6 separate regions of the Homo sapiens genome follow, and regions 1, 2, 3, 5 and 6 are each linked to region 4. Evidence: chromatin contacts called from ENCODE Hi-C or POLR2A ChIA-PET data. All regions are on one chromosome and are shown on one strand. The core of a region is the stretch at or near the end of the contact, and the rest is flanking DNA. Distances in the headings are between cores, read along the strand shown.

What was found. Hi-C counts contacts between places; a loop is a spot of excess contacts on that map. ChIA-PET counts read pairs that join two places held with the same protein, here RNA polymerase II (POLR2A). Pooled maps may share reads with other maps.
Region 1: a loop to region 4 is called in a pooled map, with 5 times the contacts of the local background. The contact joins the promoter of SNAI1 here to the promoter of ZFAS1 in region 4. A Hi-C loop is called at or near these places in 3 of 50 pooled maps. POLR2A ChIA-PET finds 5 or more read pairs at or near these places in 2 of 52 experiments (GM10248 and activated B cell).
Region 2: a loop to region 4 is called in a pooled map, with 4 times the contacts of the local background. The contact joins the enhancer-like site here to the promoter of ZFAS1 in region 4. A Hi-C loop is called at or near these places in 4 of 37 single-sample maps with no recorded cell type and 5 of 50 pooled maps.
Region 3: a loop to region 4 is called in a pooled map, with 25 times the contacts of the local background. The contact joins the enhancer-like site here to the promoter of ZFAS1 in region 4. A Hi-C loop is called at or near these places in 7 of 37 single-sample maps with no recorded cell type and 4 of 50 pooled maps.
Region 5: a pooled map shows a loop between it and region 4 (6-fold over the local background). The contact joins the promoter of PEDS1 here to the promoter of ZFAS1 in region 4. A Hi-C loop is called at or near these places in 8 of 50 pooled maps. POLR2A ChIA-PET finds 5 or more read pairs at or near these places in 2 of 52 experiments (A673 and PC-9).
Region 6: a map of CD8-positive, alpha-beta T cell shows a loop between it and region 4 (7-fold over the local background). The contact joins the promoter of UBE2V1 here to the promoter of ZFAS1 in region 4. A Hi-C loop is called at or near these places in 3 of 168 maps with a recorded cell type or tissue (CD8-positive, alpha-beta T cell and OCI-LY7), 6 of 37 single-sample maps with no recorded cell type and 15 of 50 pooled maps. POLR2A ChIA-PET finds 5 or more read pairs at or near these places in 2 of 52 experiments (GM10248 and activated CD4-positive, alpha-beta T cell).

What each region holds. Positions count from the first base shown.
Region 1 is chr20:49,981,504-49,986,250 of GRCh38, forward strand. It overlaps SNAI1 (snail family transcriptional repressor 1), which reads left to right and starts at 1,477. Exons shown (of 3, transcript NM_005985.4): 1 at 1,477-1,638; 2 at 2,321-2,848. The coding sequence starts at 1,557. RefSeq lists an enhancer at 1-819 and a silencer at 972-1,491.
Region 2 is chr20:48,709,487-48,714,099 of GRCh38, forward strand. The region is part of intron 5 of PREX1 (phosphatidylinositol-3,4,5-trisphosphate dependent Rac exchange factor 1); the gene reads right to left. Among named protein-coding and RNA genes, the nearest start is that of PREX1, 120 kb to the right of the region's middle. RefSeq lists enhancers at 3,307-3,416, 3,457-3,506. Within about 2 kb of position 3,130, at least 4 of the 41 ENCODE cell types and tissues checked have a DNase peak (open chromatin) inside an H3K27ac peak, as active enhancers do.
Region 3 is chr20:48,737,836-48,742,334 of GRCh38, forward strand. All of the region lies in intron 3 of PREX1 (phosphatidylinositol-3,4,5-trisphosphate dependent Rac exchange factor 1), which reads right to left. Among named protein-coding and RNA genes, the nearest start is that of PREX1, 88 kb to the right of the region's middle. RefSeq lists an enhancer at 2,757-2,866. Within about 2 kb of position 1,741, at least 6 of the 41 ENCODE cell types and tissues checked have a DNase peak (open chromatin) inside an H3K27ac peak, as active enhancers do.
Region 4 is chr20:49,276,041-49,281,031 of GRCh38, forward strand. It overlaps ZFAS1 (ZNFX1 antisense RNA 1), which reads left to right and starts at 2,138. Exons shown (of 4, transcript NR_036658.2): 1 at 2,138-2,676; 2 at 3,064-3,168; 3 at 4,445-4,530. It overlaps ZNFX1 (zinc finger NFX1-type containing 1), which reads right to left and starts at 2,017. Exons shown (of 14, transcript NM_021035.3): 1 at 1,981-2,017. SNORD12C (small nucleolar RNA, C/D box 12C) reads left to right here and starts at 2,905; the gene lies at 2,905-2,983. It overlaps SNORD12B (small nucleolar RNA, C/D box 12B), which reads left to right and starts at 4,273; the gene lies at 4,273-4,375. It also overlaps SNORD12. RefSeq lists enhancers at 1,192-1,251, 1,593-2,093, 2,094-2,594, 2,352-2,646, 2,522-2,721 and silencers at 1,792-2,021, 2,072-2,431.
Region 5 is chr20:50,152,358-50,156,702 of GRCh38, forward strand. It overlaps PEDS1 (plasmanylethanolamine desaturase 1), which reads right to left and starts at 1,366. Exons shown (of 6, transcript NM_199129.4): 1 at 1,160-1,366. The coding sequence starts at 1,280. It overlaps PEDS1-UBE2V1 (PEDS1-UBE2V1 readthrough), which reads right to left and starts at 1,366. Exons shown (of 8, transcript NM_199203.3): 1 at 1,160-1,366. The coding sequence starts at 1,280. RefSeq lists a silencer at 1,120-1,799.
Region 6 is chr20:50,111,090-50,115,507 of GRCh38, forward strand. UBE2V1 (ubiquitin conjugating enzyme E2 V1) reads right to left here and starts at 2,061. Exons shown (of 4, transcript NM_001032288.3): 1 at 2,018-2,061. The coding sequence starts at 2,039. All of the region lies in intron 5 of PEDS1-UBE2V1 (PEDS1-UBE2V1 readthrough), which reads right to left. RefSeq lists a silencer at 1,589-2,128 and enhancers at 2,299-2,408, 2,413-2,980.

The DNA of each region.
Region 1 (4,747 bases), core at 227-2,726, 700 kb after region 4:
TGCCCGCTCTCCAGCTAGAACCAGGGGAGGACGATTTTGTTCACGGCTGTCACACCCGGCACCAAGTGACTAAACAGACAGTAGTTCTGCCCTTCAGGTTGGTGGTGGTGGTGGTGTGGGGTGCTTATAGGTTTTTATAGTCTTCCTTCACAGGTGGAAACAAGAACGGTGAGACCTGTGAGGTTTATTTCAGAGCCACCCCCGGGCCTGGTACGCCTCCCAGGGAAGCTGGGGTGGGGGTGCAGCTGCCCCTCACTTGGGCCCACCCCACATGCATTCAGTCAGGGCCCCTATGGAGCCGTGTTACAGCCTTTAGACACAGGATCGAGGATCTTCACGGGGTGAGGAGACACGCCCGGCCCATGCCTTCTTTCTCCCGCCAGCCTACAGGGATCTTTTTCAACGAAACTCTAACCAGGTCCCTCCTCAGCTGAAAATCCTTCGGTGGCTCCCCAGTGCCCTTGAGGCAAAGTCCAAACTCCTACGAGGCCCTGGGGCCCAGCACATCTGACCCCTCCGGGCATGCCCATCCCACCCCATCCCTGGAAGCTGCTCTCTAGGAGTTACTCTGAAGCAGTTGCCACTTCTTCCCTCGGGCCTTTTCCCTTGATAATTCTTCACTTCCTCTGGGAAGTCACCCCGACCCCCTGTCAGGTGACCCGCCTCTTAACGGTCGCCGCGTCCCGTCTCTCCCCCACCAAAGCACACTTCCCTTTGCATTGTAATTATCTGTTTACTTCGTCTGTCTCCCTCACTGGACCAGAAGCTACCCTTCGGGAGAGGCTCTGAGTGTTCTGTCCGGGGCTGTGCCCTGGCCCCAGGTACAGTGCCCCACACGTGCTGGGCGCTCCGTAAACACTGGATAAGGGAAGGAACGGGTGCTCTTGGCTAGCTGGGCCAGGCTGCTTTGCAAAAAGGCCGTGGCATTTCAAGCCGCCGAGAGCCACGTGCGGTGTCCCTTTCCTCGCTTCCTCCCCAGTGATGTGCGTTTCCCTCGTCAATGCCACGCTCTCCAGGCGCCAGCCGGGCGGAGGAAATTTCCGCCCCCTCCCAAGCCCGAGGCGGGGGCGGGCGTCGGAAGGTCAGGTGTCCCGGCCGGCGCGCAGCGCCAGGGGGCGTCAGAAGCGCTCAGACCACCGGGCGCTGAGCCGGTGGGCGCGCGGCGTCCTGCCGGGGTCCCACCTCGCAGAGGCCTCGCTTCGCTCGACGTCCCGCCCCGGACAGCCCCAGCACCGGGGACGACCCGCGCTGCGCCAGCGAACCCCGCCTCGGAGGAGTCCCCGCCCGGGCTCTCACCGCCACGCGGCGCGAGCCCGGCCAGCAGCCGGCGCACCTGCTCGGGGAGTGGCCTTCGGCGGAGACGAGCCTCCGATTGGCGCGGAGGTGACAAAGGGGCGTGGCAGATAAGGCCCCGCCCCTCCCACCCCCCACCACCCCCCCGGAGTACTTAAGGGAGTTGGCGGCGCTGCTGCATTCATTGCGCCGCGGCACGGCCTAGCGAGTGGTTCTTCTGCGCTACTGCTGCGCGAATCGGCGACCCCAGTGCCTCGACCACTATGCCGCGCTCTTTCCTCGTCAGGAAGCCCTCCGACCCCAATCGGAAGCCTAACTACAGCGAGCTGCAGGACTCTAATCCAGGTGCGTTGGAGGGGTTCTGGGCTCCAGGAGGTTTGGGGGAGACAGGCGAAGGCTGCGTGGGGGGCACCTGAGGGAGGCGGCCTGCCTGAGCCAGGATCGAGTCACAGGATGTTTTGTGGACCATTGCGGGCTCGGGAGACCGGGCAAGTGGGTCCCCAGTTCCGGGGATCTGTCTGGGTGGTTGGGGGAGTGCCGTGTAGAGGGCAGGGGTCTTCAGCTTGGGGGGCCTTTGTAGCCGGCGAGAGGCGGAGGAGCTCCGCAAGAGGGGAAGGAGAGGAGGCCTGTGTCAGGAGGGCCCTCTGGACGCTGCTGGGGAGAGTCCGGAGTCCAGAGGGTTGAGGGGAGGGGTGGGGAGACGAGATGTGTGTGAGGAGGGGGATTGGGGCAGGGTGGTGGCTCCGGGGCTGGGATGATGGGGTTCTGGCCTCAGGCTGGAGACTGGGGACTTAGGAGAGGGAGATCAGGAAATGACCTCCTTCAACTGGGGGTCCTACGTGTGAGAGACTCAGATTGGGTGACCTGGGCGAGGAGGGCAGGAACCTGGTCTGTCCTGTGGATAATTTTTTTGATCTAATTATGTATTGAGAATCGGCCCCACCCAGCCCCTGGCCAGCGGTGGGCTCATGTTTGTTGATTGAGTGAATGATTTAATTAACGCCTGACTCTGCTTTTTCTCCCTCAGAGTTTACCTTCCAGCAGCCCTACGACCAGGCCCACCTGCTGGCAGCCATCCCACCTCCGGAGATCCTCAACCCCACCGCCTCGCTGCCAATGCTCATCTGGGACTCTGTCCTGGCGCCCCAAGCCCAGCCAATTGCCTGGGCCTCCCTTCGGCTCCAGGAGAGTCCCAGGGTGGCAGAGCTGACCTCCCTGTCAGATGAGGACAGTGGGAAAGGCTCCCAGCCCCCCAGCCCACCCTCACCGGCTCCTTCGTCCTTCTCCTCTACTTCAGTCTCTTCCTTGGAGGCCGAGGCCTATGCTGCCTTCCCAGGCTTGGGCCAAGTGCCCAAGCAGCTGGCCCAGCTCTCTGAGGCCAAGGATCTCCAGGCTCGAAAGGCCTTCAACTGCAAATACTGCAACAAGGAATACCTCAGCCTGGGTGCCCTCAAGATGCACATCCGAAGCCACACGCTGCCCTGCGTCTGCGGAACCTGCGGGAAGGCCTTCTCTAGGCCCTGGCTGCTACAAGGCCATGTCCGGACCCACACTGGTACGTGCCCCTCCAGGCGCCCCCACCGTTGCTCTCTCTGGCAGCTTTTGTGAATCTGGGCTTGCTGTTCTCATTCCCAAAGCTGTGGACACTGAGGCCCCGAGTCTTCTAACTTCTAGCTCAAGTTCCAGGGCCTGGCTCTCTGGAAACGTTTGGCAGAAACTTTCTTCATCAGCTAAGCAGATGGGCAAAGCAGACACCTTCCCAATCCCCTGCAGCCTGTTTCTCAGCCAAATGGGTCGGAGCTGGATATGGGAAAGGTGCAACCAACACCTTGCTGTGGGGGCCAGGTGTGAAGGGGCCCACCCGGCCACACCCTCTCCCGGGTCCGCCCCCTCCCTAGCCAGACAGGATGTTGTCAGACCCCCCGCCTGGCTCTGAATCCTTCTTTGAGAACTTTCTCAAAACTTAGGCTGATGTTTCTCTTCTGTGAGCCTCATTTTCTCTATCTTTCAGATGGGCATGAGAACAGCTTTTGGGGTTTCTATACAGGCTAAATGCAGGAATGCATATGGGAAGCACCTGGCAAAGTGCCGGTACCTGCTAAACTCTCACAAAAATGGTTCCTTGGCATTTGCTCTGCTTCCTTGCTGTGTGACTTTGGGCAAGCAACTTAACCTCTCTGAGCCTTAGGGGAAAACTATGATAGCATATGTTTTAGAGAGTGGCTGTAAAGGTGGCTAATCACTTTATAGTAATTTATTATACCCGAACGGTTCTCAGGTCGGCTTCCCCACCCCCACTGAATCCTAGCACACAGACCAGGAAACGGCATCTTTGGGGCAGAAAACACAATCACGTCTTTTGAAAATTTACTAAATGTGTAAAAAACTTTCTGGACATGGAGAAAAGGTAGAACTTTTTAGAACTTGAATGGTGGCAGCCACTGTGCCTGGAGCTGCTCTTTGGAGAGTGACAGTTGAGGGAGAAGATTCCACAGGGTTCAAGCTGGCCAGGTTCTGCCATTTCCTGGCCTGGCGCCTGACCTCTGAGCGGTGAGGGTTAGTGAGGTGTCTGGGAGGACTGGCAATTCGCGGGCTTTATTGGCATCTTATTCGACTAAGGCTACCCATTTCTCTTCCTTCGTGCACCAATTGCTCTGATTTTAACATGTAAAGGTCCAACTGCCTGGCCTCCTGGGTGCCTGCCCAGCTCACAGGGCTCTATTTTGGGACAGTTGAACCCCTCAGGGTGCTGCAGTCCTGCCTGCCTCTCTCACCTCCCATCTGGACATTATTTTAATGTAAAGGCATGGCTGAGACACAGAAATCCCCTTGAAATGTATCATTGCGGTCCTCATTGACTCCCATTGTGTGCCTTAATGGTGGGCCCAGTGGGTGGGGGCTGGGAGGGGTGGAGCAGGTGCATGGGGCAGCGGTGCCCAGCACCTGTTCCAGTCACAGCTGCTGGCCCACTGCATGGCAGGCCCCTTTAATCCGGGGATATCGCATGTACAGTGCCCCCCTCGGCGCCCTTTGTCCCCGCCGGCCTGGTGCCGATTTCACACTTGCCAGGAGTACCATGAAGGCGTCTGGGGGGCGAGGGATCCAAGGAGTGGGGGTCTGTGCCTCCTGCGTGTGCACACAGCCCCCGCCCCCAGCCCATCATGTCCTAGAATGTCTCCTTCCCCTTTTGTTTGGGTTCAGGTCTCATCACACTTTGGGCACTTACTGTACAGGAGGGTAGTGCTCAGGACTTCACCAACAGCCCTGGGAAGGGAAGGGAGGTGCTGTCCTAACTCTGGTCTTACAAATGGACTCCAGCCCCTTTTCCAGATCTCCAGAGTCAGCCCTTAGTTCACAAGGGTGAACTTACCCTTCTCATTCACATGAAGACTTAGAATGCAATCAACAAACCCTTCAGGCGTGGCGTGTGGAGGCTGCTGAGTAATGGCAGAGT
Region 2 (4,613 bases), core at 1,880-4,379, 570 kb before region 4:
CCTGTGATGATGAGGATGATGGTGATGACGATGACAGCAATTAATGTCTACTGAGCCTTCGCCCCACGGTTTTAAGGTGGCTTCTGTTATTAGACCATTTAACAGATGGGCGGACTGAGGCACAGCAAGAAAGCCTAAGGCCTCGAAGAAGTACAAGGAGGAACTGGGATTTGAACCCAGGCTGCCTGGTGCTGCTCATGGTTGTGGTAAGCAATAAATGAGGTACTGTAGGAAAAGCACCAAGTACATATATAGTAAGCACTCAATATATGCGAGCCATTAGCATTCTCCTTGCTGTATGACAACACGCTAGCTGTAACTGTGAGCAGCAATTTGCCACAAAAGGGTATTGTTCTGAGCACTCCCTGGAGTAAACCAACTTCAAACACATCCCTTCTTCATTCACTTATTTTCTTCCCTGTCCGAAAACAAACATCCTATTTTCTGAAGACCAGGTCCTAAGATTCCCAAGGCCCAGCTGGTCTGCATCATCAGGCCCCTGGGACTTTGCTGAGCTCTTGCCACGCACCCAGGCAATGTGCCCAAAGGATGCAAAAGAAGGGAGATGGAGCCCTGCTCTTCCTCTGGAGGCCCCAGCAATGAGGCTGGAAAGGCACTTCCCTGGGGGCTTGAGAAAGGCCCAGAGAGCAGCACCATATCCTGAAAATGCTGGTGATCAATCAAAAGAGAAGCAAGCCCAGAAGGCTTCAGGAGGAAGCAACACAAAGGCAGGCAGGGCACCCAGGGCCAGCTCTGCTAATGCGGAGTGTATTTCGACTCATTCTTCACTCAGCAAATACTGGCTGAGCAACTGGTGTGAGCCTGAGCTGTGGAGGCTGGGCAAAGAACAAGATGGTCCTCTGGGAGCTCATGGTCAAGAGTAGACCGGTCAACAAGGTAATGACTATTACTACTACCAACAGTAACAACAGCTAATACTCAGCAAGCCCTCAAGCTCCTGTCAAGCTCATTTGATCCTCATGTCAACTCTCTATCAGGTAGGCACCATTATTCTTCTCGATTGGCAGATGCAAGACCTGAGGCACAGAGAGGTCAGACCGTTTGTCCAAGGTCACACAGCACATCTGAGCCCACCCAGTCTGACTCCAGAGTTTGTGCTCTAAATCCCCGTGCTATTTACGACTTTTCAGACAGTTAAGTACAAATACTTTCCTCTCAAATAAATATATAATTTATAGAATTAAAGGGACAATGAGTGAGGGAAGTGCCGTGGTCTGAGAAGGTCTCTCTGGAAAGACAGGCTTGCGAGCGAAGCTTGAATGAGGTGAGGCCACGGGCCACACTGCGTCTGCAGGAACAGCACTCCAGGAAGGAGAAGAGCACGTGCAAAGGCCCTGAGGCAGCGAGAAGCAGCAGGGAGGCCAGCGGAGCTGCAGCAGAGCAAGTGAGCGAGAGGGATGGACCACAGATTCAGACAAGCATGCCAAGGCCAGATCACATGAGGCCGCAGTGGGGTGTTTGGGTTTCCTCCCAAGAGCCATGGGGAGGTGATGGGGGTATGAGCAGAGGCCTGACACCACCTTCTCACCCTTTAAAGGACCTCCCTGGCTGCTGACAGGAGGATGCACGGGATGGAATGTGCAGTGAATATAAAGTGGGAAGACCAGTTATGGCTACTGCCAAAGTCCAGGCAAGAGCAGAGGGTGGCACAGAAGCTCTGTGCCTCATTCACTCCATGCATGCATGTATCCACTCAGCCAGGCTCCAGTGTACCTGGCCCCATGTTGGGCTCTCTGTTGTACACAGATGACGGCAGACACTCCCCTAAGCCATCAGCCTGCTTGTAGGCATGTCCACAAAGTTACAATATAAGACCGTGATCTTATGACCATATTCAGTAATTCCATTCGATCCTGCAAAGCTACCCCAGTCCCAGGTTCCCTGAAGTGGTTTTTGGCATCTGGACCTTTGTGAGGCCAGCCGAGGCCAGGGAGTGAATGTGGCCAGTCAGCTCCCGGTGGGCAGGGACAGAGGCTGCCAGTTAGTGAGACCCCCGCCCCAGGTTCTACCCATCATCCCTTTCATCCAAAGCAGGGGTCAAATGACAGTCCAAGGACTGAGTCCAACCCATCACCCGTTTTTGTAAAAAAAAGTTTTGTCGGAACCAAGTATCCTCATTTCACTGATATATTGTCAGTGGTTGCTTTTACACTACAATGACAGATTGTATGGACCCCAAGGCCTAAACTATTTACTATCTGATCCTTTAATGGAAAAGTTTGCTGGCCCTTTGTTAAAAGCAACAGAACTGATTCTTAGCTGAGCATGAGGGCACCTGGAATAAAGGCCACACGCCCAGTCTGCCTGGACACAAGGTTCTCATGGATGGGGCGCGAGCAGAAGTGCCGGGTGCAGTTTCCCTTCTCCTTTCCCTCTTCCTTGGCTGGAATGTGGGCATGGTGCGAGCACCTGAAACCCTGGTGGTGAGGGGCACACCTCAGGGTTGGCAGAACTTGGTGCTGTCAGCATGGAGCCACCATGCTGCCCTGGACTGCCTTGACAGAAATAAGCTTAGACGTTGTTTAAGCCACTCTTGTTTCAGAGCTATGTCACTGCAGCTAAAACATATCCTATTACAAAAGACCCCACCGTGTTGTGGCACTTGGGATAAATTCACCATGAAACTGTGTTCTTCCTTCTGCTGGCTCTGTTAAGCTTGGCCATCAGTGAAATTACTTTGCCTCCCAATGGCCCTAGCAGGCAGGTGCTTTTACTATCCCCACTTGACAGATGAGAAAGTTGAGGCTCACACAGAGGCAAGGTCCCCTACCCAAGGGCACGGACAGCTAAGCGGCTACACGGTCCAGCTCCAGAGCTCACATTTCTGAATCACTATTCTGTGATTCTCCAGCCTGAGGCCCTGGGCCTCTTCCCACCTCCCCCAACAAATAGGAAGCTCTCACCACTTTTATTCTTGAAGCTAAAACCTGATGGGTCCATGGCACCCCTCTGATGGGCACTGCCACCATATCTGCTCCTCCCAAACCCTGGAAGTTGGAATCTCAGTGACCCTCCTCCAGTGGTTCCCTGTGGGGCTGCCAACACCCAGTAGTTAGTAAAAGTGAAAAAAAGGCTGCTTCCCTTTTCTATCTGTCCGCCTCTATCTCTATTCTTGCTCTAGGTCAGTGGTAGGGGTAGGGAATTGAAACCAAGCAAGACCTGGCCAGGCCCATAGCTGGACCAAAACCGCAGGGGAAGTGTTAGCTTTGGTGTCTTGGTTCACGGGGCATGTTGGCTCCACTCTGTGGAGCTCCAAAAAATGAGGGCCCATTCCTGCCTCCAGGCCTTTGGACTTGCTGTTTCCTCTCCCGGCACACTCCTCAAGATCTCAAGAAGTAACGGCCACAGTGGCTCACGCCTGTAATCTCAACACTTTGGGAGGCCCAGGCAGGCAGATCACGAGGTCAGGAGTTCGAGACCAGCCTGGCCAGCATGGTGAAACCCCGTCTCTATTAAAAATACAAAAATTAGCCGGGCGTGGCGGCACGTGCCTGTAGTCCCAGCTACTTGGGAGGCTGAGGGAGGAGAATCAGTTGAACCTGGGAGGCGGAGGTTGCAGTGAGCCAAAGGTTGCGGTGAGCCAAGATTGCGCCACTGCACTCCAGCCTGGGTGACAGAGCAAGACTCCATCTTAAAAAAAAGAAAAAAGAAGAAATAACACAAGCCAGGCATGGTGGCTCACGCCTGTGATCCCAGCACTTTGGGAAGCCAAGGCGGGCGGATCACCTGAGGTAAGGACTTCAAGACCAGCCTAGCCAACATGGCAAAACCCCATCTCTACTAAAAATATAAAAATTAGCCAGGCATGGTGGTGCACACCTGTAATCTCAGCTACTTGGGAGGCTGAGGCAGGAGAATCGCTTGAACCCGGGAGGCAGAGGTTGCAGTGAGCCAAGATTAAGCCCCTGCACTCCAGCCTGGGCAACAGAGTGAGACTCCATCATAAAAAAAGAGGCAACATAGTACTGTATAAAGATAGGCCTAGAGATCAATGGAAAAGAATTGTAGGCGGTGGCCAGCAGTTCAAGACCAGCCTGGGCAACACAGAAGGACACCATCTTTACCAAAAAATTTTAAAAACTTAGCCAGACACAGTGATGTGCACCTGTAGTTCCAGCTTTTGGAAGGCTGAGGTGGGAGGATCACTTGGGCCCAGGAGCTCCAGGTTACAGTGAGTTATAATCGGGCCACTGCACTCCAGCCTGAGTGACAGAACGAACCTGTCTCTATTATCTCTTTTAAAAAAAAAAAAGAGAGAGAGAGATAGGTTGATAGGTGCAGCAAACCACCATGGCACATGTAGACATATGTAACAAAGCTGCACATTCTGCACATGTATCCCAGAACTATAAAAAAAAAAAAAAAAAAAGAAAATCAAAAGTAAAAATCAATGCATATCAAAAAAAATTGAGAGTCCAGAAATAAATCCTTACATTTATGGTCAGTTAATTTTCCACAAGGATGCCAAGGCAATTAAATGGACAAAAGAACTGTCTTTTCAACAAATGATGCAACTGAATATCCATGTGCAACAAAATGAGGCTGGCCCCTTCCTCATGCCACACACAAAAATGGACTCAAAATGGATCACA
Region 3 (4,499 bases), core at 491-2,990, 540 kb before region 4:
AGAGCCTGAGATCAGAGAAAGACCTGGTCCTGAAATCATCATACGGAGTCCTGGATCTAGCTATGCCTGAAGCCAACCTACACTCCTGAACAATTTCACTGACATGCATCAGTAAAGTCCTGTATTTGTTTAAGCCTATCTGAACTGGTGTTTCTGTCACGTACAGCAAAGACAGTTTTGATACATGCACACTCTTAAAGGCAGAAAATGAAAGACATGGACCCAAATCTTAGTGAGGTGACAGGGTCTCTCTGTCCATCTCCACAGAGATGAAGGGAAGGGACTGGGCCAGAAAGCAGGGACAAATCGGTTTCTTCCCACATACCAACCCCAGTCACTGGGTAGTGCCAGCTGGAACACTGGTGAGGAGGATTCTGGGGCCCCACAGGAAGCCTAGAGACAGAATGCTGTGATTGATTAGGAATGTCTGCCACAGGTGCAGGAGAGGGGGTAACAAGCTCACCACTGGTTTGTCATTCCTCATCCCCTGAGCCCCCTTCTACGACAAGGTCTGCAATGTTTTCCTCTCCTTCAGCCTGTGGGAAGGGCAGGGGCCCAACGCTTGAGGCTTGGAGAAGTTAAATTTAGCAAAGGACAACATCCCCTCTGCAGCACCGTGCCCAGTTCAATCACGCCTGTGTCCTTTCATCCAGCCTGACCCCAGCTGCATCTCAGGCCTGAGACCCTGCAAATACGGAAACGCTGCTCTTGACAGCTCAGAGTCCAAGTGTTCCATTTCCTCCTGGAGGCCCGACATGGGGCTCTGATTGCTTTGCCAGGAAGAAACGGACAAACAGTTGTGCATACACAGATGTGGTGGGTACGGAACATGTGGCTGTGGGTTTGGGGGGAGAAGGGGACAGCTGCTGGCTGGAAACAGCCAGGGGAGGGGAGCTCACCCCCAGGAAAGGCTCAAGGATTGTGAGAGGTGGCAGCTGCTGTCCACAATACCCAGGTGACAGTGGCTCCACAGAGACCATCAGCTCCAAACCACTCATTTCACAGCCAGCAAGACTAAGACCCAGAAGAGGGAAGGAGCTGGCCCATGCAGACATATTCTCCAGTGGGGAGGAGAGAAGTGAGAATCAGGTCTCAGTTTCTCAACAGTCTCCCCAAATTATTTACCCATCCATACAGCTGTGGGGAGAGGGGGGTTAAAACAGAAATCAGACCACACTACTCCCGTGCTTAAAACCTGCAATGGCTTTCACTGACTCAGAATAAGATCTACAGTCCTCACCTCGGCACGCAAAGCCCTACAGGATCTGCCCTGCCCCCACTATGACACCCTCAAACTCTCTCTATCACTCACTCTGCTCTGGCCACGCCAGTCTCCCTTCTTCTCTCAAATGAGCTAAGCTTGCTCCCAGCTCAGGGCTTCTGCCCTTTCTCACCTTGGTCCAGACCACCCTCCCCAAGATCATCCCATTCCAACCCCTCAGAAAGGCCATCCCACCCTTGGGTTGCCAGATATAAAATAAACCCCAGGATGCCCAGGTGAATGCTCATTTCAGACACATATTTTTTTTAGTATAAGTATGTCTCAAATATTCCATAAGACATGTTTCCACTAAAAAATTATTTGATGTTTACCTGAAATTCCAATTTCCCTGGGTGTCCTTTGTTTTCATTTGCTAAATCTAGCAGCCCTGGCCCTGACCTCCCGATTGAAAGCAACCTCAGGCAGAGTCACTCTTTACCACATCTGCATTTTATGTTCTTCACAGTCTGCACTGGCATCTGAAATGACCTCATTTGTTAAATTACCCTCTGTTTCTCCCACCTACGAGCCGCGTGGCAGCACGGAGCAAGTCTGTCTTACTTAGTACAGCATCCCCAGGGTCTAGTGCAGAGCCTGGCACACAGGAGATGCTTACTATGTATTTCAGGAGACCTCATCACATAAGAGTAAAAAACACAGACTCTACAGCCTGACTGTGTCAGCTCAAATCCTGGCTCTGATGCTTCCTAGCTCTGTAAGCTTGCCCTATAACTTAATCTCTCTGGGCCTTGGTTTCCTCATCTGTAAAATGGGTACAATAATAGTAACCACCTTTAAAGAGTGTTGTGAAGTTTTAATGAATGCATATCTGTAAGGCACAGAGAACAGAACCCAGCACAAAGAAAATGTCCACTCGGTGCTAGTTTATGATAAACTCAGTAGTTAGTGGTTGGGTTTTGGGGAAAGGGGGTGAGGGACTCTTCCCCCATCTGATCAGTTAGGTGACACTAGCGGGCTGGACTGTGGGCCAGGGCCCCTTCCTCTCCTGGAGAGCCTGTCTGCAAGAGCTCTGTTCCCGATTAGCATCTCACCAGCCCAGATGCTGCCATGGCCATGGGAAAATGTTTCCAAGCAGGGAGTAAATGGAGTAAACAAGCCTGGGAAGGAGAGTGGACCCAGCACCTCTTTCCTTTGGGGCTGCAGTGGATGCCATGGTGCACTCCTCAAATGCCTGTCACAGAGACAGAGACACCCCTTACCCCAGGTGCTGGGAGTGCTGGCTGACAATGACCCTCAGCTAAGGCCCTCTCCTAGAGCTGCCTTCAGCCTAAGAGGGCCACCTGTCTGAGGCGGTACACCCACTCCTGAGGACAGCCCACTGGGCAACAAGGGTGCAAAGGCCTTGCCCACTTGCTGCAATTGTGCATAATCTGAAGAGCTATCCTAGTTCCAGAGTTCCTTCCAGATGGGACTATCAGTGGCTGGGGTGGAGCCTCTGCAACCTCTCCTTTAGCTGCTTCCAAGGGCCCACCTGTGTGCAAATCGCCAGCTTCCAGAAACCCAACCTACAGAGGTGTGGCCTTTAAAACTCCTGAGACAGACTGACTCAACCTATCCTCCGTGAGCAGGCAGGAAGAGGCGTGATAATTTTAATTTTTAATTAAAAAGATGATTTTAAATTAAAAAACACTGTATCACACACTGAGAACGCTGGCTCCTTTTTCAATAGGTCCAGTTAGCTCAAGGAGGGTCTTAGCTGGTGTGATGTAAGCAGCCTCAGGCTGAAAGGCTCAAGTAGTTAAGAGTTTCTAGATAGAATGCGGTAATACCGTTTGGTTTCTACTGCATTTATTTTGACAATTACCTTCTATTTATAGCACTCATTTTCTATTTTCAATGATGATGCAAATTTCTCTTTTTAAATAAGTTCACTGAAGTTTTGTTAAGTGAATCAATTTTTTTTTTTTTTGAGACGGAGTCTCACACTGTTGCAGGGGCTGGTGTGCAGTGGCACAATCTCGACTCACTGCAACCTCTGCCTCCCGGGTTCAAACGATAAGTGAATCAATTTTTTAAAGCATTAAACAAATAATAATACAAAGAATACTCAGATATAGCAAAAATTACAAACTTAGCGTGTGAGCTGAACTGAAGAACACTGGCTTAGCCCTTAGGATGGCCTAAAGCCCACTTCTGCGGCTGGCACAGTCGTGACCTTGAGCTTAACCTTTCTCTCAGTTTGCTTGCATGTCCAGAGGGCAAGTGAGCTTGGGGCTCGATTTTTTTTTTATTTTATTTTTTGTTTTGTTTTGTTTGTTTTCAGACAATGTCTCACCCTGTCACCCAGGCTGGAGTGCAGCGGCATGATCTCAACTCACTGCAGCCTCAACCTCTTGGGCTCAAGCAATCCTCCCACCTCAGCCTCTCAAGTACCTAGAACTACAGGTGCACATTACCATGCCCGGCTAAGGGGCTGAACTATTTCTGATGCAGAGACAGAGCAGTGAACATGACAGAGTCCCTGTCCTCATGTTGTTTATATTCTAGGGAGAGACAGACAATAAGCAAAAAGGGGCAAAAGATCCGATGTGTCAAAGGGTGATGCGGACTGTTCTGTTGAGAATGACAGAGTAGGGGAGGGGCGCGGAAGGGCAGGAGTGCAGCAACTTAAACAGGAGGGCATGGAGGCCTTTGCGGAGAAGATGGCATTTCCAAAAAGCTTTCAAGGCAAGAAGGGAGAGAGCCGCAGGGATGTCTGAGGGAACTGGTCCAGCAGAGGAAGCGGCCTGGGGTGAGAATGGGCTTGCCATGTTCTGGAACAGCGAGGAGATCCGTGTGGCTAGAGCCAGGGGAGCAAGTTCCGAGGAATGAACAGGGCCTGGCGGGCTGTGGGGATTTTATTCCAATGAGGCAGGAACCTTTGGAGGGTGCTGGGAGAGGGGTTGAAGAGATCTGATTGATGTTTCCAGCAGGTCTCTCTGTTGGCTCAGGGGAGAACCAATCTCCAAAATACTTCATCTCTGTCAAAGCCTCCGACATTCATCCTTGTGCCCGGGCATCACAGCAGCTTTGTGAGGCTGGAAGGACGGGAGCCCTGCTGAGGTGCAGGGGGGCTCATGATAGATCGCCTGGAATGGGGCTCAGTGATCCCAGGTCTGGGCACCCTGCACAAAGTCACACTCCAGAGAAGCCTGGGAGGTGCCAGAAAGCGCTGGATCACGTGAACAGATGCGCACATTACCCAAGTGAGAAACAATTCCTGAGCACTTATTATGTG
Region 4 (4,991 bases), core at 888-3,387:
ACTCTGCAAATGCCCAATTATGATATAAAATATTAAATTCACAATTTAGCTGATTTCAAGAGATAGAATTCCCCTTTCTTTTACCCTGGCACTTTCTTGGGGTAGAGGGAATGTCATCAATTCCCATTCAAAACTGCTGTTTGGTTTATGCCTTTAGCCAAGTTACTTAATCAGTTGCTAGGTTTCATTTTCCTTTCCTAAGAAGCAGACAATATTGTTGCCAGGACAAAAAGGAGTACATTTTTGTTAATCCAAAACCATGTGCTCACCACCTTATCTGGCATTTACATATCTGCCACTTATATAGTACCCAATAGCTTGCAGTACCCTACAGTTTATAAATAATTAGTGAGCAGTTATCCCCTTAGCCTACTCTTTGGAATGGAGCCAAATGATTAAGCTCTCTGCTCTACTGAATCAAGAGAAAGAAATTACATGTTTCAATAACCAGGAGGTTTGGCAACTACGAGGTGCTGTTTCCTCAGGACCAGCTAGAAATCTGATATTCTTTCTTCCTCCTCATTCTTCTACCTTGGTGATTTTTGACACTGGTCCTGTAAGAGGAAGAGGAAGCCCCTTTAAGGGAGCTTCTCAACCCAACTCATACACATGGTGTGGGCTGGGGCTAAGGAAAGAGTGGGTGACTCAGAGTCCTCAGCAAAGGGATTTTTGAGACTGTCTTCACTGAGTTCTAAAATATTCATAATTGGAAACTGTGACTACATTTGGCATTATATGAGGGGCAGCTTTTTTCCTCATCTGAAAAAGGAGTCTCTTTTCTTCCCCCTGGGAATATCTCTGGTGAGTCCCCTCCCTCATCTTATCAAACCCAGCCCTCCTGGCGCAGGCTCAGTATTTAGAGTTTGTTTGTTTATTTTCAATTCTCCGAGGGGAAAATTCCTTCTTCCCCTTGTTGAAAAATGCTAAAATAGAAACTCCAGAAAATTTAAAAGAAACGGAAGAAAAGAAAAAAAGATGTTAAAAAAAAGGCAAGGGAAGGAAGGGAGGAGTAGACATGAACAGGAAATGCTGGGATCGAAAACAGACTGAAGTGTTTTTTTTTGGTGGGGGGAATCAAGGCCTAAAGGGCACGAAGAAGAAAATCAGTGATGATCAAGCTGGCCTGGAGTCAGAATGAGAGGGGCTAGTCATCACCAGAGTGGGACGCAGGAGGCTGAGGTCGGAGGCAGAGCTGGGTTTGGGGGAAGTCTCCAGGGTCCTGGGGAATCCCTGACCCAGGGAGCCCACGGTCCCTAATGGAAATGTTATGGGGTCAGGGAGCGCCAAGGCTGTGAGGTGGCGGGGTTATGGGGGCCTTGGGGAGAGGGTGGTAGCGAGCACCAGGGGGTGCTTGCTGAGGACGGAGGCGGCGGGGTGGGGGCAGGGAGCAGGCTGAAGGGGGTGCCGAGGTGCTCTGTAGAAGAGGGGGATTGATAAGGTGACAGGAGGTGAGGCCGGAGGAATGAGGGGGGTGCGAGTGGCAGAAGGGAGGGCACAGACAGGGGTAGGGGCAGAGGAGATCGAAGTGCTGAGGGCAGAAGCGGTGACGGTGTCGGGGGTGCTGGGGAGAGCGACGGGCCAGCTGAGGGGATGGGGACACTAAAGAGAGTACAGGGGAGCCGAAGGGGCGACGGGGCGCTGAGATGGGCCAGGGGCTGAGTGGGTGACGGGGCGCTGAGTAGGCGATGGAGGTCTGGGGTCTGAGGGGGAGACGGGGCGCTGAGAGGCGCTCTGAGTGGGTGCTGATGCCGCTGGGGGCCAAAGAGGTGACAAGGCTCTGAGTGGGTGATGGGGGTCTGGGGATTGAGGGGGCGACGGGGCGCTGAGGGGCCAGGGGCTCTGAGCGGGTGACGGGTGCGTTGGGGGCTTGAGAGGGTGACAGGTCTTACGGGCAGAGGCAGTGGCGGGTCGGCGCGGGCGCCGGGGTTCGCGGCGAGGCAAGGAAGAATCAGGGGCAGGGGCAGTTGCGGGGCCACTCACCCGGCTCCGGCGCGTCCTTTCACTGCCGCCGGCGAGTGCTGGGGCTTCGGCCCAGGCAGGTCGGTGGCCCCGCCCGGCGCCGCGCACTTTCGGTTTCCGTTCCCCGCAGACCCTGGGCGGAGCCGGGCGGGCGGCCCAGAGGAGGAGAAGGAGGAGGCGGGGGCCCAGGGTGGAGAGCACGAGGGCCTGGCCCAGGCACGGCCGGCGCCTCCGCCCTCGAGGAGGGCGTCACCTCAGCTCCCCCCGGCGGCGGAGCCGGCGGGCTCAGGCGGGCGCGGCTGAGGGGAGCGGACCGCGGGGGGCGGGAGATGACTGCGCCCAAGGCCTTTGCGGGCCTCAGCCGGCCCCAGAGGAAGGGGAACCCGTCGAGCGGTTTGGTGCGTGTGAAGCGCGACATGGCGAGGAAGCGGACAAGCCCGGGTGGCCCGGCGTGTAGAGGGAAGGGGGCGGGGCTAGACGCGGCCTGGACAACTACTAGAGCGCCTCGGGCTGTGCTGCTCGAGACTACATTTCCCAGAGCGACGCGCGCGGAGCGGGCGGGAAAGAGAGCGTTTCGGGTCCAGTGCGCAGGTGCGAAAGCCATCTTTGGTTATATAAGGGAGGTTCAGGAAGCCATTCGTTCTTTCGCGTCTGCGGTGCCCGGAGTGTGGTACTTCTCCTAGTTGCAGTCAGGCTTCATACGCTATTGTCCTGCCCGTAAGTTCCCGTTTTGTGTGTGGTGAGTGGAAACTCCATGTTCTTCGTTGGAGACCTCTGGTCCTCCCTTCCCTTCTTTGTGCCGTCGTCTCTGCGGCCAGCCCTAATCTCCTTCTCGTGGCTTCTCCGTCTCTGACCCCAAATAGGCCTTAAGGGCGTGGGAGAAATGAGTTTCTGGAGCTGGAAAAGCCACTGCCTTCTGCACGGGCCTGAGAAGCCCTTGGCTGGTGTAAATGATGACTTCACTTTTTTCCCCATCAGATCGACAATGCTGACGTCTTATATTTTGCCAGTTAGTTCTGATACATCGGCCTCAAAAGGCCCGGCCTTGTTCGTTTCTGACCGTGGGAAGATGGCGGTTAACGCCCTTTATTTGTTGGTTCACAGGTTAGAGCAGCCAGCGGGTACAGAATGGATTTTGGAAGAGGGAGTCACCACTGGACCTCCAAGGAAGCCACGTGCAGACATCTACAACCTTCGATCTCCTGACGAGTAAGTCTTTGTCTCCTATGGGTCTACTGTAGAAAACACGTGCTTTGAGAAGCTTTAGTTTTCTAGGAAAACGTGGGATTTAACAAAGCACTTTCTATCGAGCATTTATTAGGTATTTAAAAAAGTGTTCTGACGGCCGGGCGCTGTGGCTGACGCCTGTAACCCCAGCACTTGGGGAGGCCAAGGCAGATGGGTCACCTGAGGTCAAGATTTGGAGACCAGCCTGGCCAACATGGTGAAACCCTGACTCTATTAAAAATACAGAAATTAGCTGGGCGTGGTGGTACGCGCCTGTAATCCCAGCAACTCACAAGGCTGAGGCAGGAGAATTGCCCGAACCCGGGCGGCGGAGGTTGTAGTGAGTTGAGATTGCGCCACTGCCCTACAGTCGGGGCAACAGAGCCAGACTCCGTCTCAAAAAAAAAAAAAAAAGAAAAACATGTTCTGAATGTTTTATTCTCACAGTTCAAATATTGGAACTAGGTTTCTGGTGAAGAAACAGGTTTAAGAGAAATGCCTGAAGTGAAAGAACCTTGTTAGTGAAGAGGCGTTTAACATTTTAATGCCACTTAAACATATTTTTGGATTCCATTCTTCCTGTGTGTTGGGGCGCTTAAATTTCCAAGTGGAGGGATGATTTATTGACATATTTTGGAAAGCCAAATGTGTTTTTCTGTTGAACTAGCCACTCAAACCAGTGCCCGACTACATAACTAATATTTTTGCTAGAGTCCAGGAGTGAGGCGTTTACAAAGTCTGGGCTTCATGGGAACACATGTGAAGCTTATTGTTCCAGATTGTTCTTTTGTCAGGTAACTTGTGGTAACTTGTGTTAAAATGCAATCTCTTGGTACTTGTTCACTTCCCAACTCAGTAAATGCCAACTACTTCCTCAACTCTTCCAGCCACACTGGCTTCTATCATGGGCCTGTACTCAGAGTGTAAGCACTGAAGACAGGGGTGTTTGGTTTGGCTACCAAGTTATTGCCAGCTACAGGATACAACACAGAAGTGCTCAAACACCGAATGCAAATTTGCAAATATGAAGCATACCAACCAAATCTTACTCCTCATGGCTTTCAAATCTTACTCCTCACTCAAGAACTTCCTGCTGGCATATATGATGACTTAGCTTTTTTCCCCGACAGATCGACTATGTTGATCTAACTTTTCTAAGCCAGTTTCTGTCTGATATGCCAGCTTGAGCAGCTCCTTTGTCCCAGCTCCCCTGGGCATCTAGCTGATGGGAGCTCATTTTTCTGTTTTTTCATTTCAGGTTTATTGTTGGCCAAAACCAGGCTTTGATTGAACCAGGATGAATGCGGGTGTTGGAAGTAGAATATATATATACATATAAAATTGGTAAGTGGTGCCAACACGTCTTCCCTGGCTGAGTAGACACAGGCTCTGGAGGGGGTAGTAGCTGCTTTTCAGTGTGGGTTTGTCACCCTACTTCTTGTACGACTCAAATGTGGCCTTTGCAGCTGATGATACAGCTTCTTTCCCCATCAGATCGACCCTGTTGATCTCTACACTATTGGCCAGTTTTGTCTGATGCATTGGCCCCAGTAATAACTCCTATCTTTGTTTTCTGCTTATCTTTATCAGAGACTATTGCTTGTTCATGGGAACTGGGCTTTCTCTATTTTTTCCAGCATTCAGATGGCTTCTTTTGACCTGTTAACTTTCTATAGGTTGGGAGCCACGTGTACCAGTGTGTGTTGATCTTGGCTTGATTCAGTCTGCCTTGTAACAGGTGAGGTTTCTGCTTTCTATCTGCCAAACCCCACCGCAAAATTTGTCCAACTGGGCCTAACCTCAGG
Region 5 (4,345 bases), core at 116-2,615, 880 kb after region 4:
GCTGCCCCACAGAAAAAGGAAGGATGTCAGGATATTTGACAAACAAAGCTTCATTCCATGGTGACACCCAGGTAGAGGTGCCTCCCAGTCACCTGAACCAGGAGTTCTCAAAGGCACTTCCTTAACTCCTGGGGATATAGGGCCCTCCTGAGGCCAAACAGTAAAATTCCTAGGGCTCACGTAGGAGTCACAAAAGTGGGTGTAGGGGGGGTGCTTGCTGGAGCATATACAGTGAGCAAAGCAGGAAGAAGCTAGGGAGAAACCGTGGCCTGAGGGAAAGGGACAGAGAGGGAGAGGTGAACTCCAACTTATGATCTGGTCTGGGGAATATGGGGGTTCCAGTCCCAAGTCCTAAGGAAGGGGCCAATACATGGATGTGAGGGAGGGGCAAGAGCTAGAGTTGGGGCTTATGTACAGGGGAGCTTACAGTGGGGTACATTCAGTCCCCTCACTGCCTGGGATCCAGGAATATGGGGCAAGGACTGATGCTCACCACTGGAGGGTTGGGGAGAGGATATCGGTCTGTAGCCACTGAAGCTATCACTAGGATGGGGTTTTGGGGGAAGGGTGTGGGGGGTACCGTGCAGCTGGAAGCCCCTGAGTTAGGGTTCCCTGGGCAGAGGGGCTGACATTCCCAGGTTAGGGAGGTGAGGTCATTGTTTGCAGCCCAGGGCCTGGGCTAGGGCACAGAGGAGGTACTAGGATGTAGATTCCAGATCTGGGGAACCCAGGATGAGGTGTGACTTTTAGGGGCCTGAGGGCAGTGCTTACAGCTGAAGGGCAGCTTTGGGCTTGGACCGGGTCCTGGGGGGATGAGGGGGTGGGGTTCTAAGTCTAGGAGCACTCTTCACAACCGAGAATGCCCCGGGGCTAGGATTCCGTATCTGCGGGTCCGATGGGAGCTCCGTTTGTCGCCCAGGGAGCTCATGGTAATTTCTTGATCTGGGGAGTGTCTCTGCAGCCAGGAAACCCCGGGGCCAAGGTTCTGGCTTGGGTTCGGAAGGGACACTGGGGTGGGGTCCCCGAACTTGCTATTTGCAAGTTAGACACCCGGGCTGGAGTTCCGCATCTGGGCCCGAGGTTGGGACTCCAGTCTGGGGTCGCTGTCCGCAGCCGGGGCTGGTGACCGCAGGCCTGGAGGGGGGCCCAGAGGTCTTACCTGGCGAGTAGAGCGCAGCCAGCTCGCGGGCCCCGGCGTGCTGCGCGCCCCAGCGGCAACAAGACGCCTCGTCCTCGTCCAGCTCCAGCTGCTGGCCCGGCCAGTTCTCGGCGCCCGCCATGGCCACTCGCCCGATCGGCCCGGTGCGCTCTGCTGGCGGCGGCGGCGGCAGGGCCGCGGAACCGCGGCGAGATCACGCCGCCCAATGACCGCCCAGCGCCGGGCGCGGCGGCGGCGCGGGCGGGGTCCTCGCCCGGCCGCGCGTCACAGCCAATCGGGGCTCGCGCCGGAGCCGCGCAGGCCAATCGGACGTCGCTGAGCCGCAGCCAACCGCCGCGAGCCGGAGGCTGGGACGCAGCTGGACGCAGCTGGGCGCGGAAGCTTGGGGCGGAGGCGCGTGCCCGCCTTCCCAGCTCAGCCCCGGCAGGGCTCCCGGCTCCAGCCCACTGGGAGCTCGCGGCGCGTCGCCGCCCAGCTAGGCTTCGGTTCACGGGCCCATGCAATGGGCCGAGGCAGGGCCCAGAAATGGGCATTTCTTGAGCCGGCAGCGTTAAGCGCCCACTGTGTGCAAGGAACGCGAGGGCAGGGCGCCGGGCTGGGGCCGAGGCCAGGAAGCATTTGGCGGGTGCTCTGTACGATGCTCCCTAGCGAGGCCGATGGAGAGTGGGCTGGTTTATCAAGCCCTACTGTGTGCAGAGGTTTCGGGTGCCATGTGTTCATCAGCTGTGTGCCAGCTCTGTGCTGTGCGCCCAAAGAGGAGAAACGTCGAGCCTGCCCCGCATCCTCCCCAGCTCATGTTCTCCCGGTGGCGAGGACAGTAAACTAATGAAAATGACAACTAGGGTCACTATGAGATTTGCTGAGCGCTTAATATCTGTCAGGTGCTGGACCAAGAGCTAGACGAGCAACATTTATTTGACTCTTAAACACCAATGGTATTGCCTCCTCAGAGAGCCCCACCACCACCACCCTGCTCAAAGGTGCCCCCTCCTCCAGTCACTGTGACATCACCCTGTTTTGTCTTCACAGCGCTTCTGGTGGGGATTGAGCTTGCAGTCCCTGTCTCTCCTATCAGAGAGCAAGCTCCTGAGGGCAGAGAACAGCTTTGTTTACAGCAGGGCCCCCGTGCCAGGATCGGGGCTGGAACATGGTAGAAGCTCAATAAATGCTTGATGAATGAATTAAGGCTCAGCCAGATGCGTCTAATACTTCGGCAGATAAATGACAGCAGCAGGGATTTACCCCAGGTCTAACCGACAACAAAGTATGCAATAATTTCTCATAGAAATTCCATACAGGCAGCCGGGCGCGGTGGCTCACGCCGGTAATCCCAGCACTTTGGGAGGCCAAGGCGGGCGGATCATGAGGTCAGGAGATCGAGACCATCCTGGCTAACACGGTGAAACCCCGTCTCTACTAAAAATACAAAAAATTAGCTGGGCGCGGTGGCGGGCGCCTGTAGTCCCAGCTACTCGGGAGGCTGAGACAGGAGAATGGCGTGAACCCGGGAGGCGGAGCTTGCAGTGAGCCGAGATCGCGCCACTGCACTCCAGCCTGGGCGACAGAGGGAGACTCCGTCTCAAAAAAAAAAAAAAAAAATTCCATACAGGCTGGACGCGGTGGCTCAGGCCTGTAATCCCAGCACTTTGGGAGGCCGAGGCCAGTGGATCACCTAAGGCCAGGAGTTTGAGACCAGCCTGGACAACATGGTAAAACCTTGTCTCTACTAAAAATACAAAAATTAGGCAAGCTACTTATCCCAGATACTTGGAAGGCTGAGGCAGGAGAATCACTTGAACCTGGGAGGTGGAGGTTGCAGTGAGCCGAGATGGCGCCACTGCACTCCAACCTGGGTGACAAGAGTGAGACTTGGTCTCAAAAAAAAAAAAAATCCATACAGTGAGATCACATAGGAGCCTCCCTAGAGGCTGTGGAAGGTCCTGAAAGGTGCTGGGGGAGCAGAGAGGGAAGGTAAGATCCCCTTCCAGAATCCAGGTTCTCTGAGGGTTTAAGTCCTGGATTCCTGCACTACCAGTCACCCCAGGGCTGTTTCCTGAGTGTTCCTACCATAGACAGCCACTGTCCCCACCCAGGCCTATGCTCCCTCCGTTTCTTTCCCACACCTGCTCCCAGGAAGGAAAAGCCACCTTCCAGTGGCAGGGATGGGTTGCAACCCAAGTCCTGGTGAATTCCGGTGAAGCTGGCTGGTTTTGCATCAGTATTAACAGCACAGTTAATCCAACAGTTGGATTTTTTAACCCAGGAGCTTAAGGCTTGGGTGGGGGGCGGCGGACGGGGGGGGGGGGGCGCGGTTGGTGGCTTTGGTGGGGGCTGGATGTCAGATTTCAGGTAAATACCTTCTAAAGCTCTCTGCTCGTATCCCACAGCCTCCAAACAGGGTAGGGTGGCTGGTTACTGCTGCTGTCCAGAGACCCTCACAGTGGCCAGCACCAGATGGTTGATGGACAGACTGCCTGAGATAACTCATTCCTTCATTCATTCACTGAACATGTTTATTAAACACCAACCTGTCCCAGGGAAACAGCAGGGAATGTGACAGAATCCCTGCTTTCTTGGGAGGTGGGGGTGAAGGTTAGGGAAGTCCTGTTTAAGAAGGTGACATTGGATCCAAGACCTAAAGGATATGGGGGAGACAGTTACTTAAAATGAGCTGGGAAGTCCCTTCCCTGTGGGGTTTTGAGTAGAGGAATGACATGATCTGACTTTTTTTTTTTTTTTTTTTTTTTTTTGAGACGGAGTCTCGCTCTGTCGCCCAGGCCGGACTGCGGACTGCAGTGGCGCAATCTCGGCTCACTGCAAGCTCCGCTTCCCGGGTTCACGCCATTCTCCTGCCTCAGCCTCCCGAGTAGCTGGGACTACAGGCGCCCGCCACCGCGCCCGGCTAATTTTTTGTATTTTTAGTAGAGACGGGGTTTCACCTTGTTAGCCAGGATGGTCTCGATCTCCTGACCTCATGATCCACCCGCCTCGGCCTCCCAAAGTGCTGGGATTACAGGCGTGAGCCACCGCGCCCGGCCGACTTTTTTTTTTTTTTGAGACGGAGTCTCACTCTGTCGCCAGGCTGGAGTGCAGTGGCACAATCTCGTCTCACTGCAACCTCTGCCCCCCGGGTTCAAGCGATCCTCCTGCCTCAGCATCCTGAGTAGCTGGGACTACAGGCACGCG
Region 6 (4,418 bases), core at 811-3,310, 830 kb after region 4:
GTTTGCTATCCACGATGGGACATAATAGGCCCTCAGTAAATATCTGTTGAATAAACAGACAAAAGAATTTTGGGAAGTCCATTTTAGGGCACCTCAAAGCCTGTCCTATGTTATCTAAACCATGCCAAGTGCTCTTGTATTCCACTAGACAGCAGCTGACATTTTATCTGATCACCATAGCCATTTATGAAGCACTCACTTTTTAACTGTCAGGGTCTGGAGAAGTTAGAACCGGGCAGCTGTTAACCCAGATTGTAGGTAGCCAACCGAGTGACTGCAAGCAGGGCTGAGCTGCAACAGCACCTTATTGCTGGCTACCACCAGCACACTGGGCCCCTTCGTTTATTACGACCCGGTAGGAGTGTTATTCTGGTGAGAAGTTTTACCCAGCAGTCTGGCCTGACTCAGAATCTCTCTTCTGGGAGTGCCTGGGGCAGCGTCATGGTAAATGAATTGACTCAGCACTGTTCCAGCTGAAACCAAAATCGAGTAAAAGGATTCATGGTCTCCGCTATTCTGCAAGAAGACCCCACTGTTTTAAACTCAAAAGGCAGCAGCTTGTGGTGGGTCACTTCAGTCAGATCCCCCACATTCAATTTCTTTTATTCCCACCCCAACCATCAGGCAAGTATGGCTCCTTGAGACCGCAGAGTAGCAACATTTATAAAGAATTCCCCTCACCCTATTTCCCATGGATCACCAATTCCTTCCCAACACTGCCGCTGCTGTGGCCTTAAATATGCCAATGATTGCTGTACTCAGGCTGGTGTCCCTGCAGCCCCACAGTGGGGAACACTGTGGCCCTGTTTGCTTCCTCCATCAGAGAGGTAACCCATTTTCACCCCATCTGAGAGAACCTCCTTGGCCAACTTCACTGCCAGGCACCTGAGGGTGCAGCCTCACCCAAGAGTTCCCATTTCATCTATTCACCTCCCTACTCCCATCAGCCAGTGGGGAACTTCTGAGCTGAACCCACATATCTGTCCCAATTATTAAAGGAGTCGATGAGAGTGAGCGTCTCCACAGAAGAGACACTTCTAGGATATGCTTCCCTCACTCAATTCAAAAAGAGGAGACTTTTCTCCTTTACAGGAAACATCTCCGGAACCCGACCTTTTCCACTCCCTCATTTCAGGGGCTTCCCTCAGTTGAATCCCCACTCCCAAAGAGACATCCTCGGGGCTCCCAATTCATCTGTTCTCCCTCATCCAATATCAGAGGCTTCCACCAACTGCCCCACTCGGACCTTGTCCCCTGAAACCTAACTTGAAGCAATCCATCTGTATCCTCGAACAGGAGACTGGTAATGATGGGGTCATTTCACTATCACCGCTATTAGGTCCCTCTGGCATCTGAATCCTTTTCCCTCCTCTCACTTATCATGCGGAGACCCCCTTCATTCTCCCCAAAAGCAGCTGCTCCAAGGCTCCTCCTTTCTAGTCAACATAGCTATTTCCTCAGCTAACCCCATCTCTAAAACTAACGCCGGAGCCGTTCCCTCAACCGATAGGGGATCCTCTCAAGTCACCCCCTCAGGATCCCGTTTCTTCCATCCAGCCTGAAGGGCTTCTCTGATGTCCCCTCCAGACATCCCAAGGCCCCTCTCAGCCGCACCCCTGGCACCCAGTATGGGACTTCCATCCGCTGTGGGGCGCCTCCTCTAGGGGACCTCTAGATCGCCCCTTAAGAGTCGCCAGCCCCGGTATCCTCAGGAGTGCCTCGGAGCTCGCTCCTCGCCCACTCCGGCTCCCCCAGACAGCACAGAGGGCCCTCACGCCTCCCGGGGGAGCCTCAGGGCCTCGCCGCGCCGCCCACAGGCCCCTCAGCCCCCCGCCCGTGCTTCCGGCCACCGCCTGCTCCTCCTCCCCCGGTCAGGCCGCGCCGGTGGCTGCCGCGGAGCCCAGCAGACAGAGGCGGCGCGGGGACCCTGGCTCCGCTGCAGGAGGCTTTGAGGGTCCCCGGCCCCCGGCCCAAGCCCATGCCCCCTCGGCCGGCCGGGCCCGGCGCCCCCGCTCACCCGAGCCCGTGGTGGCTGCCATCTTGCGTCGCTCTTGCTTGAAGGCCGGCCCCTTCTTCACCCCCCCCTTACCCGTCCCCCGGCCCTGATGCGCAGGCGCGCGCGCACGCACATACGCCGCCGCTGACGCCCGCCCCGGAGACCTGCACGACCCGTGGCCTGGAAGGCTCTTTTCCTTCCCTTTTAGAGAAAGGAAATATCTGCGTGCTCGAGGGCCCAGCAACCTGCAAGTCCCCACACATCGGGTGCGAGGGAGGTTGTGATGTGCTTAGTGAGAAGGGCAGGGGTGACTAGGCTTGGGAAGGCGCGATTGTGAAAGAAAAAGAAAATATAGCTTCAAACAAAAGCGCCGAATTCGCTTGGGGCTTTTTCCTGTCTAGTTCCTATCTAGATCCTCACCACATCTCCGCAAGGTCAGAATTAATGTGAAAAATGCAGCCGAGAGAGATCAAGCGATTTATCTAAACTCAGCTGTTAAGTGGCAGAGACAGGCAGAATTTTAACCTCCAGGTTCAAATTTTTTGAATCATCACCCTCCAGGTCAGATGATCTGGCTCCTAGGATTGATGCTCCCCGGCCAGAGAAGGCTTGGAGTGGGTGCAGCTAAATGATTTAGGGGCATTAAGGTGGCAGGGAAAGCATTTGCTAACCATCTACCCAATTCATTCATTCATTCATTCATTCATTCGTTCATTCATTCATTCAACCAAACAAACAAACATTAAGCACCTACTATGTACCAGACACTGTGCTAGGCGCTGGGGATGGATAGACATCTCTGAAGAAGCAAATCCCTGCTTTCAGGGACTTACATTCTAGTCGTAGACAGCAAGTAAATAAACAGGAAACTATAATTCTGATAGGGTAGAGATAAACCAAGACAAGAGCAGCAGAGGATGGTCAGGAAGGGCCTCCTAAGGTGGTCATATTTCAGCAGAGACCGTAACAATGAGGAGGTAGAGGGAACAGCTTGTGCAAAGGCCCTTGGGAAATATTTTTGCAAATAAATAAACCCAAGAAGGTACTCCTCCTTTATTATAAATTGTCTGAGAAGCCCTTATATGGATGTAGACACTGAGGCTGAGAGAGGTGAAGGGACTGGCTTAAGGTCACAGAGCAAAATACTGGCAGAAGGACCAGGACTCTAAACATAGAGGGACAAGGAAGCTGGAAGCCCTCACCCAGCACATCCAATTCATCACCTTTGTCTGATAGCAGTGCCTACTCTGCATCTCTCCACTCCGTTCACTTCTCCACTCAGGGCAAGCTGCCTTTATCTCCCACTTGGAAGACCCCAGCAGCTTCCATTCTCTCCCCTATGGCCCATTCTCCATATAGACCAACATCTGCTCAAAACACCCTCCAGCTAAAGCCTTCAGTGGCTCCCCATTCCCTCTGGATAAAATACAAACTTTACAAGTTGAGCGACCATAGAATTATCACCTAATGAGGACACACATCAGATTAAAAGGGGACTTATTATAATCTCACCAGGACAAGTGGAAACCAGGGCTCTCCAGGGCAAAGCAGGATGCCTGGACACCCTGTGCACCAGGCTCTGCACCCAGGGCAGGGACGAGGATGGGGTGGTCAGATTTAACGGGGCTTTCACTCAGGTCCTGACTCCGCACTTGCACAGCGCTGCAGGTGAGTGACTCCTTAAAATCTGCACCCTAGGGCAGGGCATGGTGGCTCACACCTGTAATCCCAGCACTTTGGGAGGCCGAGGTGGGCAGATCACCTGAGGTCAGGAGTTCCAGACCAGCCTGGTCAACATGGTGAAACCTCGTCTCTACTAAAAATACAAAAATTAGCGGGGCGTGGTAGCACACACCTGTAATCCCAGCTACTCGGGAGGCTGAGGCAGGAAAATCGAGCGAACCCGGGAGGCAGAGGTTGCAGTGAGCTGAGATTGCACCATTGCATTCCAGCCTGGGCAACAGAGAGAGATTCAGTCTCAAAAAAAAAAAAAAAATCTGCACCCTAGGTACCCCACTTGCCTCACCATAGCCTTGGCACAGCCTGCGCCTCTGAGACTTTCTGTACCTCTGCGGCGACACTGGCCCTTTGCAAGCCCCCTGGAACACATGCCCTCTCCCACTTCAGGGGCTTTGCCTGTGCTGTTCCCACTCTTCAGTTCTCAGATCCAGCACCATCCCCTCAGGGAAGCCTTCCTCGATTCCTCCAACCACATCAAATTCAGCTATAATTAGCTCTCAAAGTGCCAGCACTGGCTACAGGTGAAGCAACTTGACTTTTCGTGTATCACGTGATACAAGTTTGCTTTGGGGAGCACAGAAAATACTTGCCCTGGACTTGGGGTCACTGTAAAGCATCAGTAGCAAGTGGAAGCATTTGGGTTCCTAAGGTGGACTCACCTTTGCAGTGAAATTTTCTAGGT